Regions from separate parts of the Mus musculus genome. Here region 1 is linked to region 2. The links are chromatin loops, found by intact Hi-C in ENCODE. Cell type or tissue: left cerebral cortex. All regions are shown on one strand.

Region 1 (8,000 bases), 79 kb after region 2:
AGAGGCAGGGGAGCAGGCAAGGAGCAAGGAAGAGGCAGGCAGAGACAGAGAGGGCAGAGGTGTGCTGTCCTAGGATGGAAGGGACTGTCAGCTCTGAGTAGAGTAAGAAAAGCTTCCCAGCACAGGCACACGTGCACATGCATACCACACACACTAATACACATAGATACAGATACACATGCCAGCTGCACACACTACTGTGTGAGAATTCTTACTTAAATGAAAACTTCACTTTCCCTAGCCCAGAGGCTCAAGAGCTCTACAGCCCCGGGGTCAGCACTATGGAAGGAGCCACTGGGACCTCTATCCCATGGAACAGCCTCGGTCTATGGGTGGCTGAAGGCATGTGATGAAGGTGGCTTGAGGCCTGAGACTAAGCTAGGGAAGGAATGGAGCAGACAGTGCCGTCCACTTCTCTTCCTGGCCAGATGCTGGGGAGCCAAGCCCAAGCATCCACATGAGAAGTAACACAAACATCTGTGCTTTCTGCCTCGGCCTCCTCATTCCCAGGCACCATCCCAGCTGAAGGACCCTCCTCCTTGGAGATCTCCGTGGTCTGCGTGGCTAAGCAATAGAGGCAACAGTTCACTCTTCCAAATCCCAGCCTTGCCCTTTCACAGACAGCCACCGGGTGTGGCAGTGCACTCAGGAGGTTCCAGGCCAACCTTGGCTATAGAGGAAACTTGGGGCCAACCTGGGTTACTTAAGATCCTGTTTCAAAAAGAAAAAAAAAATGAAAACAGCAGGTGGGTTCAGAACTGTGGGTGAAGTGACTGACAAGCACAGAGACCTGAGTTTGGATCCCAACACCCACTTTTTGCCAGAAGCAGTGCGGCTTGTGTCTTTAAACCAGCTCTGGGTGAGCAGAGACAGGGGGATCCCAGCAGCTTGCTAACCAAAATACTGAGCTCCAGGTTCAGTGAGAGACCTTGTTATAAAAAAAAAAAAAAAAAATGGAGATTAGTGTGGCAGCACACACAGCCTTTAATCCTAGCACTCAAGGCCAGCCTGTTTTCCATAGACTTCAGGCAAGCTAGCACTACAGTAAGACCTTGAGTCCAAAAGAAATATATGTATATATTTATACATATTTATATCATACATACATGTATATATCATATGTCATACATACATATATCATATGTCATACATACATATATCATATGTCATACATGTGAAAGAAAGATGACATTTCAAGATCTGTAAGTCATATAAAGTACTCAGAAATTGCTGGTTGTTTGTGAGCCTAGAGGCTGCCTGGGGCTGAGAAAAAACAAACAAACAAACCTGGGTATGCCCCGTAGTTAAAACACTCCTGGGAATATCTTGACCATAAGATAAAGGGGAATGTGAAGACATAACAGGGCTATCTGAACTGAGTCAACAACTCACAGAACTCTGACACCCTGCACGTACATGTAATTTTTCTGCTGATGTTTGAATAAGCCAATAGTGTGTCACTATGCTGAATTCCACACCCCTAAGCCCCTTACCCCATAAAAACCCCTAGCTTTCGAGCCTCGTGGCCGACATCTGTTATCTCCTGTGTGGGATGCATGTCGTTCCAGAGCTCTGTCATTAAACAACCTCATGTAATTACATCAAGATGGTCCTTCGTGATTTTTTTGGGGTGCACGCCGAAACGGGAATGGAGTGGGGGTTTCCCCACTAGGTCCTATCACATGCATATACATATATTCATGCATATATATCTATATATCATATATCATACATCTATCCATATATCATACATATATCATACATATTATTTACATGTGGTATATGTACATGATGGAGGACTAAAGAGATGGTTCAGTGATTAGGAGCATATAGTTCCCTTGCAGAGAATCTAAATTCAGCTCCCCACATCTATGTCAGGTAGTTCACAATCACCTGTAACTTCAGCTCCTGAAGGACCCGATGCCTCTAGCACAGTGAGCATAGTCATTTATGTACACAGACCCAACATATACACATAAATAAAAATAATAAATTAAAAAAAATAAGGTGGAGACCTATCAAGGAAGATAATGGGTGTGGGGATTGGGGGAAGAGTTTAAAACACTCTCTTGTCTGAGGCCGAGGCTTTCCCACAAATCCACAGCCTGCACAAAAGATAGATGTATACTTTCATTGTCTGTATGACCAGATGATCACTCACCAAGCAGGCTGTGCTTCCTGGCTTAAGGGACACTCAGACAGGAGACAAACATGTTTCCAATACCTCGCTTGCCTTCTAAAGAGCTTGTGTAAGGAGGAACTGAATCCAGACAAAGTCAGCCCCAGCAAACAACCAAGCTCCAGCAGAGATTGCTTATAAGCAGACCAGGCAGCGGCTGGTGGCACTTAATAGATACTTGGCTCTATTGATCAAATAAATGGAAGAAAGGCCACTTCCTTTGCCAATGCAGCGGATGGAAGGGCTGGGCAGTCTAATCAATAATCTTCCACATGCACAGCATGGAAGTGTGTCCCTAATGCAGGACCAGCAGACAGGGAGGGAATCAGGGTTCCACTTCTGTCCATGACATTTCCTAGGACAGGAGAGCACAGGGTGCCATGATAGAGATGAACTCAAAGCCTCCATGACCTTTGGGTAGACGCTTGTGTCTTCCAAGCTGTGGCCACCTGCACAGCTCTGAGTAGAGTGGACATACTTAGACATACATGTAGTAGTGATCTACATACTGGGAACTGGCAGCATCTGAAGAAAAAAAAAAAGACCTTGTGCACGCATTCCTACTCCGCAGCCATGCTGCAGACAGGGATGGACAGATTCCCCAGGGAATTGGTGGGTCTGGGTGTTCCAGTCTGGGGCTGATGGACAGAGGAGAGCAGGTAGGAGCCGAGTTTCCTATGCTCGGTAGTCTCTCCCAAAGCACTGCCTACACCTCGGGACTCGTGTTTTATGGGTCTACTGCACTCTGGTCCTCTCAGTCCCCTGGGCCTCAGGGATGTCAGAAGTTCCATGGCTCCCAGAGCTGCTGTCTCTTGAGGCTGGACAGATGCCCTGAGCTCTGCCTCCTGGTTTCCTATCATGACCTTTTACCAGCTGTCCAACACTGTGGTTCATTTGCCCCCATAGCTCTTCTCCAAGCTGTTGATTCTGGGGCTGTCTATACCAGGTGCAGATACCACAGCAGAGCCTGTGCCAGAGTACCACTCCCAAAATGAAGCCAAGCAGGGAACTCACCTGGAAATACGTGGTTTCCACAGTAGCCCACAAACAACTGTGGGAATCAGAGGGAGGTTCAACAGCCCAGCTCCCTCCTCTGTGCCAACATCACAGAGGTAGCTGAAGCCCAGAGCCCCAAGTCAGAGGAGGTTCCAGCTGCCCTTGTTATCAGAGGGTTTCTTTGTGATGTAGCTGCCTTCAGTGACCCTCACTCCTGTTAGCGACACCAGTAGACTCAATGTTCTCCAAGGCAGATGTGGACGGAGCACTGTCTTTAGTTTGTCAGTTATCTGATATCAACAGATGTTTCTGTGTCTTGTGGGGCATGCAGCGCTCCAAATCCACACTGTGGAATTAGTTCATGTGCTCATCAGGGTCTGTGGTGAGACTCTGCAGCTCCCCTTTAAAGTTGCCAGCAAAATATTCCACAGTCTTTTCCTTCCTTGCTGTATAGTCACCAGCAGCTCGGAGGAAACCTTGAATCCCCAGACTGGGGATTTCCTCTCCTAACATTCATGGTATGACCTGACACAGCACCTCAAACATGGTTGTCACAGGTGATCAAGCATGTCCACCCTTCTACTGCTCAGTGGACTCCAGTCGTAGAACCTCTCTCCGCCCACCCACACGCCACGGGGACCAGGGGGACTCAGATTGTGTGTGTCACTTACTTCTTGAACCAGAAGACCCACAGATCTGAAATAATTCTCTTACCTTCAGCTTTTCAACCCTAGACTCTACCTGGCCGTCCGGCAAAGCCCAAAGCCCTGAGGTCCAGGCAGAGCTGTTTCCCATCTCTGCCCCCAGCGTATCCTAGGTGTCCAGTGGAGACCAATGAGCAGACATTGCAAGACACTTTAACCTGATAGGGGAGGAGGTTCCCGAGAGGGATGTAGGCTCCAAGCACATTGTTTTGGACCAGCAGTGAGCTTGACCAACAGTTGCTACCTCTGCTCCCGAAAATAGCTCCACTCAGCCACCTAACTGCCGTCTTCAGGCCCCTCACAGGCCTCTTCTCTCCCCCTTTGACTCAGGAGTCACTAGCTGTGCCCTCTACTGAGGGGTGCCTGGGTCTGCTTCCCCACCCCAGCCTTCTCTGGCTTCCTAGCTTGCTGTGTGCTTTCTTATTCTCTCATAAAAGCATTCATTCCTTGGTGAAAATGCTAAATATGCAGGAGTATTCCACACAACTGAAGTCTTACTAACCCCACTCAGGGCTAATCACCACTAACAGATGGGCGAGCATGCTGCCTGGCGTTCTCCGCAGCTGCAGAAATATATATATATATATATATATATATATATATATATATATATATATATATACATATATATATATATATATACACACACACACACACACACACACACACACACACACACACACACACACATATATATATCTAACTTGGGAACAGTTCACACACATGCTTGCTTGCCGAGGTTCAGACTGCTCCTGCCAACAGCCCCATCTCAGTAGCTCACATAGCACCTCCTTCCCAATGTACAATCATAAACCCTCATTCAGATTCTGAGACAAGATGGCTTGCTGACATCTGAAAGCAGAGTCACCTGACTTGCCTGTGTGGTGGTACACACCTTTCCTCCTAGCACTTAGGAGGCAGGGTAGGTGGGTTCCTATAGATCTGAGGGAAGTCTGGTTTACGTAGTGAGTTCCAGGACGCATAATGAGACTCTTGTCTAAAACTGAAATAAAACAAAAAGCCTGTGTCTCATGTTATGCAGAGAGGCCTCCTGTCCCCACGGAATCCAAGCAGAGAACCACACCTCTTTATTAGGGACACAGTTGGGTAGCAGGGGCTCCCTGTCATGGTAGTTTGTTCATTAAGGAGCAATAGGTAGAGCTGGGGAGATAGCTCATCTGGAGGAAAACTCTGGCTATATATGTGTGAGGACCTGAGTTCTAATCCCAGGACCCTCATAAATCTGGTTGCGTCTGCAACCTCGGTGCTCCTGGGTGAGATAGGAAGCAAGATCCTGAGAGACTCTCCTGACTCGTGGACCAGCTACGACGGCAAACAGAGTGGTCAACTGCTCAGAGGGTCTGGGGGGCCAGGAAGCTTCCCCAGCATGGAGAAGAGAGTAGGGGGTCCTTCCTGGCAGGGCACTTCAGAGCCGGCAAGGGGAGGGAGTGAGGGGAGGGAGGGAGCCAGGTGCCCTGGTCAGGGGAATCTCACAGCTGACTGACTAACAATCGGGCCACCTCTGCTGCTCTACTGACTAGCAAACAGGTGTTTATTTATACAGGTTTCACAGAACAAAGACAGACTAATCATTATGCCAGATGTGCGGATTATGTGCCTGACATTTCATTACATGTCCAGGGTTACAAGTTCAGTCAAAATTAGAAAATACAAGCAAAACAGATTCTTATTATTATTATTAGACCTATAACTCCAACTTAAAGACTCTAAAGACTACCTCCTCCAAAGCAAACGCATTTGTCATATGACAGCCTGCTTTTAGGCTGGCAGGATTTGTTGTTCGAAAGCACTCCAGAGAAACAGGAAATATCTGCACTGGTCTTGTTATGAGTAGCAAACACTAATGCCTAGATTCTTTTACTATATGTTTCACTATACACACTCTAAAGTAGGAGAAGCTTATTTTAGTCCATCTATCTATTTACTGAGTTTTATTCCTCCAGGGGTGTACCCTGTATGACCCCTTATCTTTAAACTACATTTATAGAGATCTCTAAGCTATAATAAAAAGAGGCCTTGAATCTGTAACCTGTTCTCCTGGCCAGCCAGAGTTTGTCAATTGTCTGTTTGCCCTTTATCATACGATTTGAGTTACCTCAGGGGCAGATACTCCAAGAAAATTCCTAGAGTGATGGCCTCACCTAGCTATGTGCTTATCGATGCTGAATGATCTCCAGGGCATCAGGAAGACTTTCATATGTGGCCAGATCGTTTATATTTAGGATTTTCCTAAGAAAACCCAGACATAATTTTTCTCAGAAAATGATATAAAATGAATCATAATTCAGAAAGTCCCCAGTAATTCAGCACACAGAGTCCAAACCCCAAAGGCTAGAGCTAGAAGCACAGCAATTGCAGCATTTGGCTCAGCTTTGCTGGAACTGTCATGAAGCTGTGCTGGCTTCATGATTCTTGCCGTTCCTAGTGGATATGGCTGTACCAGGGAACATCAAAGAGGAAGGTGAGGACCACAGAACCTGAGGTTGCCCTCTGACTTCCACGTGTGTGCTATGGCATGTATGCACCTACATTCATATACAAACACATGTATATATGTATGCACACACATCACATGTATACATGTTTGCACATGCATCATGCACATATATGCGTGTTCATACACCATACATATGTGTACATACATCACACATACATATGTGTGCACATATACACACATACATGCATACATGTGCACATATACACATGCATACGTGTGCATATATACACATACATGTGCACATGCACACACATACATGTGCACATATACACACATAAATGTATGCATATATACCACACACACCACCACCACCACACAAAAAGGAGGTGAAGAAGGAAAAGGAGGGACCATCAAGATGGCTTTGTGGGTCAAGGCTCTTACCTCCACCCTGACAACCTGAGTTCAATCCCTAGGATCAGTCCCACAGCCTGTCTCCTGACCTCCACAAGCATCATGGTACATGCATATACACACACAAATAAATATGTAAATATGTAAAGAGTGGACAAATAAACAAATATAAGCTCTCCAGTAATTACCCAATACCAATCAGTTAGCTCTGAGATCGTATTCATACAAAGTAACATCATACAGATTGAACAAGTTATATTTATGTATTTAAGAATATAATATATACACACATATGTAACAATAATTTTTTTAAAAGAGGCTATGAGTCTGGGGGAGAGCTACATGGATGTGGTTGGAAAAGGGAAGAGAAAAATGATGCAATTATGTTTAATTTCAAAATTATTATAATAAATAATTATTTTATATTAAAGAAGGAGGAGAAAGAGCCAAAGGAGAAGAAGACACAAGTAGCTGTATTCTCAGCTCTGATGAGGCTAAGGCAGAGGATTGCTGTGAATTTGAGGCCATCCTGAGCCACAAAGCAAAATCATATCTCAAAAAAATTAAGTATGTGTGTGGTTCACTTGGCTAGAATGATCACAAACCAGGCAGAGTGAACCATGCCTTGGGAAGTGGAGCAGGAGGATCAGAGGCTCTCAGTCACCTCCAGTTGTACAGGGAACTGGAGACTAGCCTGGCTACAAGATGCTCTTTTGAGGGCTGGAGAGATGGCACGGTGGCTAAAAGCACTGGCTGATTCTGAATTCAATTCCCAGCAACCACATGGTGTCTCACAACTATCTATAAGGACATCTGATGCCCTCTTCTGGCACGTGGGTATACATGCTGCAGAGTACTCACACATTAATTTTAAATAATATTTTTAAAAATATACTCTGTTCCCATAAATAAATAAATAAATAAATAAATAATAATGAAAGAAGAGACTCTGTTCCCAGATGTTTTCTTCAGGAATGTAGCTGAGTGTGGTGGTGCGCACCTCTAATCCCCAAATTCAGAAGGCAGAGGCAGGCAGATCTCTGAGTTCAAGGCCACCCTGGTCTGCAGAGCGAGTTCCAGGACATTCACAGAAACTCTGCCTCCTCTCAGGGAGAGCCAGCTCTCCCACCCTCTACCACCCCCCTCTGACAACCCTGGAAGAGGAGGACTTGGGGTCAGGTGGAGACTGTCACTGCCCCATACCATTTTCATTACTTGTGTGTGGTGTTTGTTTGTTGAGATTTTGTTTTTT
Region 2 (8,000 bases):
CCAGTCAGAACACAATTGACTGGAAAGACTTTTCAACCCTCAGGTCAAGAAGTAAAATTTAAAAGAATTGAGTGTACCCTACCTCAGAAGGGATCCTGTGTGTCTCTCACTAGGACTGGTCTGACCGCTCAGTGACCCTGGTTCATTGTCTAGGAAGCGGTAGGTTCTTGCCAGTCTGCACGCTGTCATGGACCCTGCTGATGGTGGGGCTCTGACTAATCCTGGCTTCTCTTCAGAGCATGGTATATTTTGGCCCATATCCTCCCTATGCAGAGCTGGAGTGTGGAGCTGTGTGCTGCTGCCTCCACTGGTACTCAGAACTATCGTGCCCTAGATCTTAGATTTGGTGAAGAGAATGAGTCTTATGGGGGTAAGGATGTGGAGTGGCCACTCACAGGAGGCAGGAGCAGGCACCATAAGCCTTGACACACCCACCCCTAAGACCCAATCCTCCTCCCAGGCTTCTGGAAATGCTTTAGTGTGCAGAAGCCAGCATAGTTACTGCACCATGAGCTGACTTCAAGGGATGAATGCCCTGGCCCCGTGTGACCTGCGACTTGGGATAGATGACCGTAGGGGACAATGATCCGCTGTGACCTCCAGGCTTAAGGTGGCAGCTGTCCAAGAAGGACTAAGTTCAGGCTCTGCTCCCAAGAGCTCTAATAGCTCATGATCAGCCTCACAGTTGGCACACAGTCCTCACTCACCCCAGGAAACCTGGAGCCCGACTCCCAGCCAGCAGGGAAGCTGCAGCCTGACTCCAGGCCAGCAGGAGGCAGAGCCTTCAGAATCGCCCGCCTGTCAGATGGGTGTGCTGTCACACCCTGGTCACTCTGCCTTGCGGAAGGCACTTCAGTCACCACCTCACCGTGTGGCTGATGTCTTTGACATTCCAGACAGAGTGGCAAATGGAGGGAAAGAGCCCTGCGTGGGAACCCAGCTCTGACAGTGCTGGGACCTTGGATTCTTAGGACTCCAGGCCAGAGTCACTGTGGGATTAACAGACTGTATCTGACCACCAAGCCTATTACCACTCCTACAGCCACCATCCCCTAAGTACAAGCCAAGAGAAAGGGAGCAAGCCAGACCGACTCAGGACTCCTTGAAGGTGGCCCCTGTTTCCAAACCCAGAAGATGCCTGCCTCTTCTCTCTATAGCTTGTGCTTGGCAACCTGTACCTCTCTTGGTGACTCCTACCCAGTCTAGGTCCCTATACCTTGGTGACCTCTTACCCCTTGGTGACCCCTGCCCCTTGGTGGCCCATCTTTTGGTGAGCCCCATCCCATTAGAGACCTCAGCCCCTTGGTGAGTCCTACCTCCTAGAGACCCCATTCTTTTGATGGCCTAGCTCCTGGGTGAGTATGAGTCTTATGGGGGCCTACCCCCCCAGTCCCTTAGTAGCACCCTTCCTAGCCCTGTCCAGCCCTGAACTTGGTGGTCACCATCTCTCTACCCCTTACTCAGACACTTCTGCTATTTTGTCCCGTCCCAGTGCCTACCAGATGCAATTACTATCTTCATCCATTCATGGTCTATCCATGTCCGCACACTGAAACTGGAAATCGGCCACAGCAGTGACATAGTCTGTGTAATTGGTTTTAATAGCTTTGTGGACAGGGTACCAAAGGTTTACAGTGGGGCCATTAATTCACTACCTGCCAAGCCCAGCTTCTCACCCACTCTGGGTGTCTCTGGGCTAGATGGGGGTACCACTTCACTGCCCTCTCAAACCCAGTGCCTTTCCTGTGTGGGTGGCCTCAGGAACGGCAGGTTCCTTGCATGCAGTCTGGCGCATGCTGACCCTTCTCCCTTTTTCTGGTCTCTCTTCCCTTTACCCCAGCTCCATCTGGCTCCTTCTAAGAAACCCCACGTTCATCCTGCTCTGCCTGGCAGGGGCCACTGAAGCCACACTCATTGCCGGCATGTCCACATTCGGTCCCAAGTTCTTCGAGGCCCAGTTCAGCTTGAGTGCCTCCGAGGCTGCCACCCTGTTCGGTAAGGAGACCCTGAGCATTGGAGCGCTCTTCAGGGACAGGTGGAGCTCCTGCAAGTACTAACCTCAGCCTTCAAACTCCAAGTGGACAGTGCTCCAAGACGGAAGGGAAGGCCAACTCCTGCATGCAAGCCACTTTACCTACCACTCCTTACAGAAAGGGTTTGGGCCAGGCTGTCCCCATGGGCCATGCAGTTGGTGCCCCAGAGTCTTAGGGATCTAAGTTTGAGTCACCGTACCTGCCTGACAGAGCTCTGTGCCAGGCTGGCTTGCAGGGACCATCTAGAGTCCTTACTCTACAGATCATGGCTTCCCTAAGCTGAGGGCAGGGTACATCCTTGATGAGAGAGGTACACCTCTGCCTGGAGATGCCCCCATGCCCTCAGTGGTCAGTGCTGAGATCAGCCTAGGGCACTGACCAGTATGGATAGAAGCCATCAGATGCAGCCCACCTTGCAGGTCTTGTCTGGGTAGTGAGAGGGTATCATATTGGTGACTCCACTCTCTCCAGACACATCCTTATCTGGCCCAGATGCCCACACCTGATAGCTCCCTTCCATTCTTTGCACTTTCCTATGCTGACACCCTCACCCCATGTACACCCACCCTATGCCTTTTTCACTGGGCTCTGGGCTTCCAGGTCCACTGCACAGAGAGAACCCACCCTACTCCTACAGCTATCCCTGAGCAGAGATGGGCAGGGATGATTCTTTCCATTCCTCAGTGTCCGCACTAATGCAGCAGAAATGACAGGATCAGGGGGTTTTTGGCCCTCACTAAGTGAGTTTCTTCTTCAGGATACCTGGTGGTGCCAGCAGGCGGTGGTGGTACACTCCTAGGTGGCTTCCTGGTAAACAAGTTCAAGCTCCGTGGCTCTGGGATCATCAGGTTCTGTCTATTCTGCACCTTGACCAGCCTACTAGCCTTCTTTGTCTTCCTCATGCACTGCCCCAATGTGCACATGGCAGGTGTGACCACCGGCTACGTTGGGAGGTGAGCCTAGTAGAGACCCTACACGTGGGGGCCCTGCGTTCCTGAGGAGGGCTGGCACCGTTGGGGAGGGGGTGAAGGTCACTGTAACATGTGTAGGGAAGTCTACCAGGAAGCCTGAACACCTGCTAACATACCGCCTGATGCCGGTTCTGTAGCCTCCTGCCTAAAGGACAGCTGGACCTAAAGGCAGCTTGCAACGCCATCTACTGTTGCCAGCCGAAGCACTACAGCCCCCTGTGTGGCTCAGATGGCACCATGTACTACTCTCCCTGCTACGCAGGCTGCCCTGCTGATGCCGAGACAGACCTGGGTGGCCAGAAGGTGAGTGTGGCCACGCCCACATCCCCCTCTCTGGCCGGGACCCGGAAACTTCTGCCTTTGTGTGATCAGCACTGTTGTTGGGCTCCCCAGGTATACCGAGGCTGTAGCTGTATCCTTGAGAAGGCTTCCTCTGGCTGGGGCAATGCTACCGCAGGGAAGTGCGCTTCCACCTGTCAGAGCAAGCCCTTCCTTCTGGTTCTCGTGTTCGTTGTAATTATCTTTACATTCCTCAGCAGCATTCCAGCGCTAACTGCTACTCTACGGTAAGAAGCTCTCTCACCGCATTTTCTTTTGCAGTACCAGCAGGTGGCGCTCTACAGATGCTGCTGGGCCCTCGGGTAGCTGCAGGCCCTGGAAATGGGCCTCATTCTAGTGGCATCGGAGTTGACTGTCTCTGGTCCCCAAAGAGGTGCTTGGCACCTAGGGAGGTGGTGATGTGGCCTTGAACTTGCCCAGGACTCTTGCTGGTGTATGGGGTATGAGGTGCACAGCCAAGCTTCCATGGGCTCTGATAGCGCAATTTTTATTGCAGGTGTGTCAGTGATCGGCAAAGATCCTTTGCCCTGGGGATCCAGTGGATCGTCGTAAGAACACTAGGTACTGCGTGGGGGTGAGGAAGCCGTGTACACTTGTGCAGTGCTTCAGGCATAAGGAACCAAGCATGAGGCTATGGGCCACACTGAGAAGGGCTTTTTCCCTAACTGCCCACTAGAGGGACACATTGTCCTTCTATATACCCTGTAGGTTTCTTAGCCTCAACATAAAAAGGCCCTCCTGAGAAACCATGGTGCGCCTACCCAATGCCAGTTCTGCAAAAAGGGAGTTAAGTCTCCCCTTTGCCCCTGGAACCACAAATGGACAAAGTGGCCTTGCAAGGGTCTTCCCCGATGACCTATCCTTTCTTCACCCACTAGGATATTAAGTGAACTCTCTCCTTTGGCAGGCAGTATTCCGGGGCCCATTGCCTTTGGCTGGGTGATTGACAAGGCCTGCCTGCTGTGGCAAGACCAGTGTGGTCATCAGGGCTCCTGCTTCGTGTATGAGAATGAAGCCATGAGCCGGTACATGCTCATCGCAGGGCTCACTTTCAAGGTGAGATGGCTCCTCTGGCGTCTGCCTCCACCTCTGCCCTCCCCCCCCCCCCCGCCTCCCCACCATGCTCCTACCTTGCCTTATATAAAGGCTCGGCCACGGGGTTAGGGCCACCCTGAATCCAGGAGACTTCATCTTGAGGTCCTTCCTCAGCCCTACAGAGACTGTGTTGTTAGCGGTTTCTAAGGACAAGGGTGGTACATGCCTTTTAGGGGACCCTGTCTAGTCCGTACCAGGTCTTTCCACCTTCCCTTGGCTCCTACTTTTAACCAAAGGTGGTTCTCATTCTTTAAGTGAAGCACTGGTGTCTCATGCGGGGCTGATCATACAGAAAGGCGTGTCTTTGTTCCAGAAAGAGTAAGGCAGAGTATTACACCGGCACTCACAGCTGGGCAGAATCCCCAGGCTGGCCAGGACCAACGTCTCCTCCTGTCTCCCCAGGTGTTGGGCTTCCTCTTCTTCGTCGCCGCCTACTTTCTCTACAAGTCCCCTTCCGTGTCCTCAGATGGTCTAGAGGCCTCCCTGCCCAGCCAGTCCTCGGCCTCTGACAGTCCCACAGAACAGCTCCAGAGCAACGTGTGACAGCGCTGGCCTCTCCACATTTCCTGAGGACTCTTCCTGGAAACCCTGACCCACCCCCACAGGGCGGTAACACTGAGGACCTTGCAAAACCTCACACTGTGTTCTGGGGTCTCGCACTGCCCCACACTGTGACTGAGCAGCCTCTGAGGCGTTAAGGAGGAAGTCACGTGTGTCATAGGGGTCACATATGAACCAGACACATTCCCCAAGCCCTGGAGTCTGAAAGGGGGTCACTACATTTCATAGACCATCACCTGATCCTGATTTCCTGTGTCTACTGAGAAGCCCCATGCAGGGCAGCAGTGCCCTGGGAATGATCCTGTGGAGCCAGCTATTGGGTAATTTGCTTGAATCTGCTTACTGCCTGTCCTGGAAGCCCGGTGGCCTCCATGCGGGGCAGCAGCGACTTGAATCGTTATGTCCAGACGTATATTTTGCACTGAATGGTGTTTATGGAATCAGTTTTGTACTTGATCATGTGACTCATGTCCAAGCAAACTGCACTGAGGATTTGATCCCATCTGAGGTGCCACGCAGCTTGTGTGGACAGTGTGTTTCTATGTTTTTGGTTAGAGTGTGTACATAATATATTTTAATATTTAAACCAATGATCCTTGTGTGATGTTTTATGTCTAAGCGTCTGATTTGGCAGGTCTGTCTGCCCACATTTGGTATAGGTTTCCATAGCAATAGGGTGTCTCAGGTATTGGCTGGAGTCACAACACTCCTGGGGCTTGGGGTGGGCATCCCCACTGCCTTTGTGACCAGAAGCAAGACAATAATAGTACAGGCTCCCACTCACTGGCCCCAAGTAGACAGGCCTTAACCAGACCTCTAAACCTCCCCTACTTTCTGAATGACTCAGACCCTATCAGCAAACCTTGAGGCTGGGTAGCCAGACACTTCTTTCAGTAAGGTATGAGCTGTGTATGTGACCATATGTATACTGTGCAGATGCAAGTGTATTCGGCGTGAGGGTGTAAGTATAAAATTGAGAGACTTGCACACACTCAAGCACACAGGCACATAGAGATGGCCTCCTCTGCCGGCAACCCAACTCCAGAGAAATGAAGGATGCAGGGCCTCTCTCTGTCCCACCTCATAGCCAAGTCCCTCACCTCTACTGAGAAAATGCCGGGCTGGAGAGATGGCTCAGTGGTTAAGAGCACCGACTGCTCTTCTGAAGGTCCTGAGTTCAAATCCCAGCAACCACATGGTGGCTCACAACCACCCATAATGAGATCTGACGCCCTCTCCTGGTGCATCTGAAGACAGCTACAGTGTACTCACATATAATAAAATAAAATAAATCTAAAAAAAAAAAAAAGAAAGAAAGAAAGAAAGAAAGAAAGAAAGAAAGAAAGAAAGAAAGAAAGAAAGAAAGAAAGAAAGAAAGAAAGAAAGAAAGAAAATGCCAATGTGTTGTTTGGGATCTCACAAGCCTGTGTGTTGAGGGGGTTAATAGGAGATGTGTGTATAAATTCATGCATATAGAGGTCAGAGGACAGCCTCCATATCATTCCCCAAGCCCCATCCACCTTGTTTTTTGAGACAAGGTCTCTCACTGGTCAAAGTAGACTAGGCTGTCTGCCCTAGGGGTCTACCTCGCTTCTTTCCCTAGCACAAGGATTGTGAGTGTGTGCTGTCACGGCTGGCTTTTCACACCAGTGCTGGCTGGGGATTGACCTCATGTCTTCATATCTTCACTGCAGGCACCTTCTCTACTAAGCTGTCCCCACTAGCCCATGAGCATCACCCTCCGCTGTGACCAGGACCATCGTACCTCTTATCACAAGTAGACAATGCAGGTCACAGCACCTAAGGGCCAGAGCTCAGGCTGTCTCAGAGTTCCTGTCTGGAGAAGTAATGGGCCCTTCAGGAGAACACAAGGTGTCTTAGGGGATTATGGCTGTGAACAGATCCCATGACCAAGGCAAGTCTTATAAAGAACAACATTTAATTGGGGCTGGCTGACAGGTTCAGAGGTTCAGTCCATTATCATCAAGGCAGGAGCATGGCAGCTTCCAGGCAGGCATGGTGCAGGAGGAACTGAGAGGTCTACATCTTCATCTGAAGGCTGCTAGCAGAATACTAACTTCTAGACAGCTAGGATGAGGTTCTTACAGCCCACACTCACAGTGTCACACATACTCCAACAAGACCATACCTTCTAATAGTGCCACTCCCTGGGCTGAGCATATACAAACCATCACACAAGGCAACGCCCTATTACAGAGAGCAACACAGACACTCCGACACTCCACTGCAGAGTGAAATGCAGAACACATGTCCCCTCTCTCAGAAAGGCTGGCTGTTGCTCATATAGGCTGTGTCCAGCGGTTTGCCTGGTACTCATGCTGGGGTCTGAACACTGCTCCTGACCACATTTCACACCTGACATCCTCGTGTGCCCCACAGAGTGGCTGACAGAGTCCACGGCAGCCTTTTCTGACTATACCTGGACACCTCATTCTGTTTTCTGGACACCTTGATATCGTCTTCACCTTTTTAGCTGAGACACTGATACTCAGTTGACCCCACCTAGAGAAGCAACATTAGAGAAACTCCATCAGATGGCTGGCTGGCCCTTCCATGACACACAAGCTAAGATGCTCACTCCTTTTTGAAGATTTCACAGTTTAAGTGGGTGTCTTAGTTAGGGCTTTACTGCTGTAAATAGATACATGACCAAGGCAACTCTTATAAGGACAACATTTAATTGGGGCTGGCTGACAGGTTCAGAGGTTCAGTCCATTATAAGGCAGAAAGCATGGCAGCATCCAGGCAGGCATGGTGCTGGAGGAGCTGAGAGGTCTACATCTTGTTCCGAAGGTAAACAGGAGAAGACTAACTTCCAGGAAGCTAGGAGGAAGCTAGCACTCAAAACCCACCCCTACAGTGACACACTTCCTCTAACAAAGCCACACCTACTCCAAGAAGGCCACACCTCCTAATAGTACCACTCCCTGAGCCAAGCATATTCAGACCACCACACTGGATGTATTATCATCTCTTATGT

What was found. A loop is a pair of places that touch in the nucleus more often than their neighbours do. Peaks named below come from ENCODE experiments on the same cell type or tissue, not always from the same donor. Only the 100,000 strongest peaks of a DNase experiment are listed, where the experiment ranks them.
Region 1: it touches region 2 in a loop (6-fold over the local background); 21 of 42 quality-filtered maps call a loop at or near these places.

Annotation. Positions count from the first base shown.
Region 1 is chr2:180,547,871-180,555,870 of GRCm38, forward strand. All of the region lies in intron 3 of Gm30144 (a long non-coding RNA gene), which reads right to left. Among named protein-coding and RNA genes, the nearest start is that of Mrgbp, 29 kb to the right of the region's middle. In left cerebral cortex, a CTCF peak has its summit at 7,569 (motif pointing left); DNase peaks (open chromatin) are centred at 4,427, 4,641 and 7,546.
Region 2 is chr2:180,469,264-180,477,263 of GRCm38, forward strand. Slco4a1 (solute carrier organic anion transporter family, member 4a1) reads left to right here. Exons shown (of 12, transcript NM_001355218.1): 6 at 1,841-1,995; 7 at 2,791-2,986; 8 at 3,142-3,307; 9 at 3,398-3,570; 10 at 3,840-3,904; 11 at 4,251-4,399; 12 at 4,841-5,587. The coding sequence ends at 4,981. Among named protein-coding and RNA genes, the nearest start is that of Slco4a1, 17 kb to the left of the region's middle. In left cerebral cortex, CTCF peaks have their summits at 767 (motif pointing right), 3,621 (motif pointing right) and 4,005; DNase peaks (open chromatin) are centred at 3,711 and 4,010.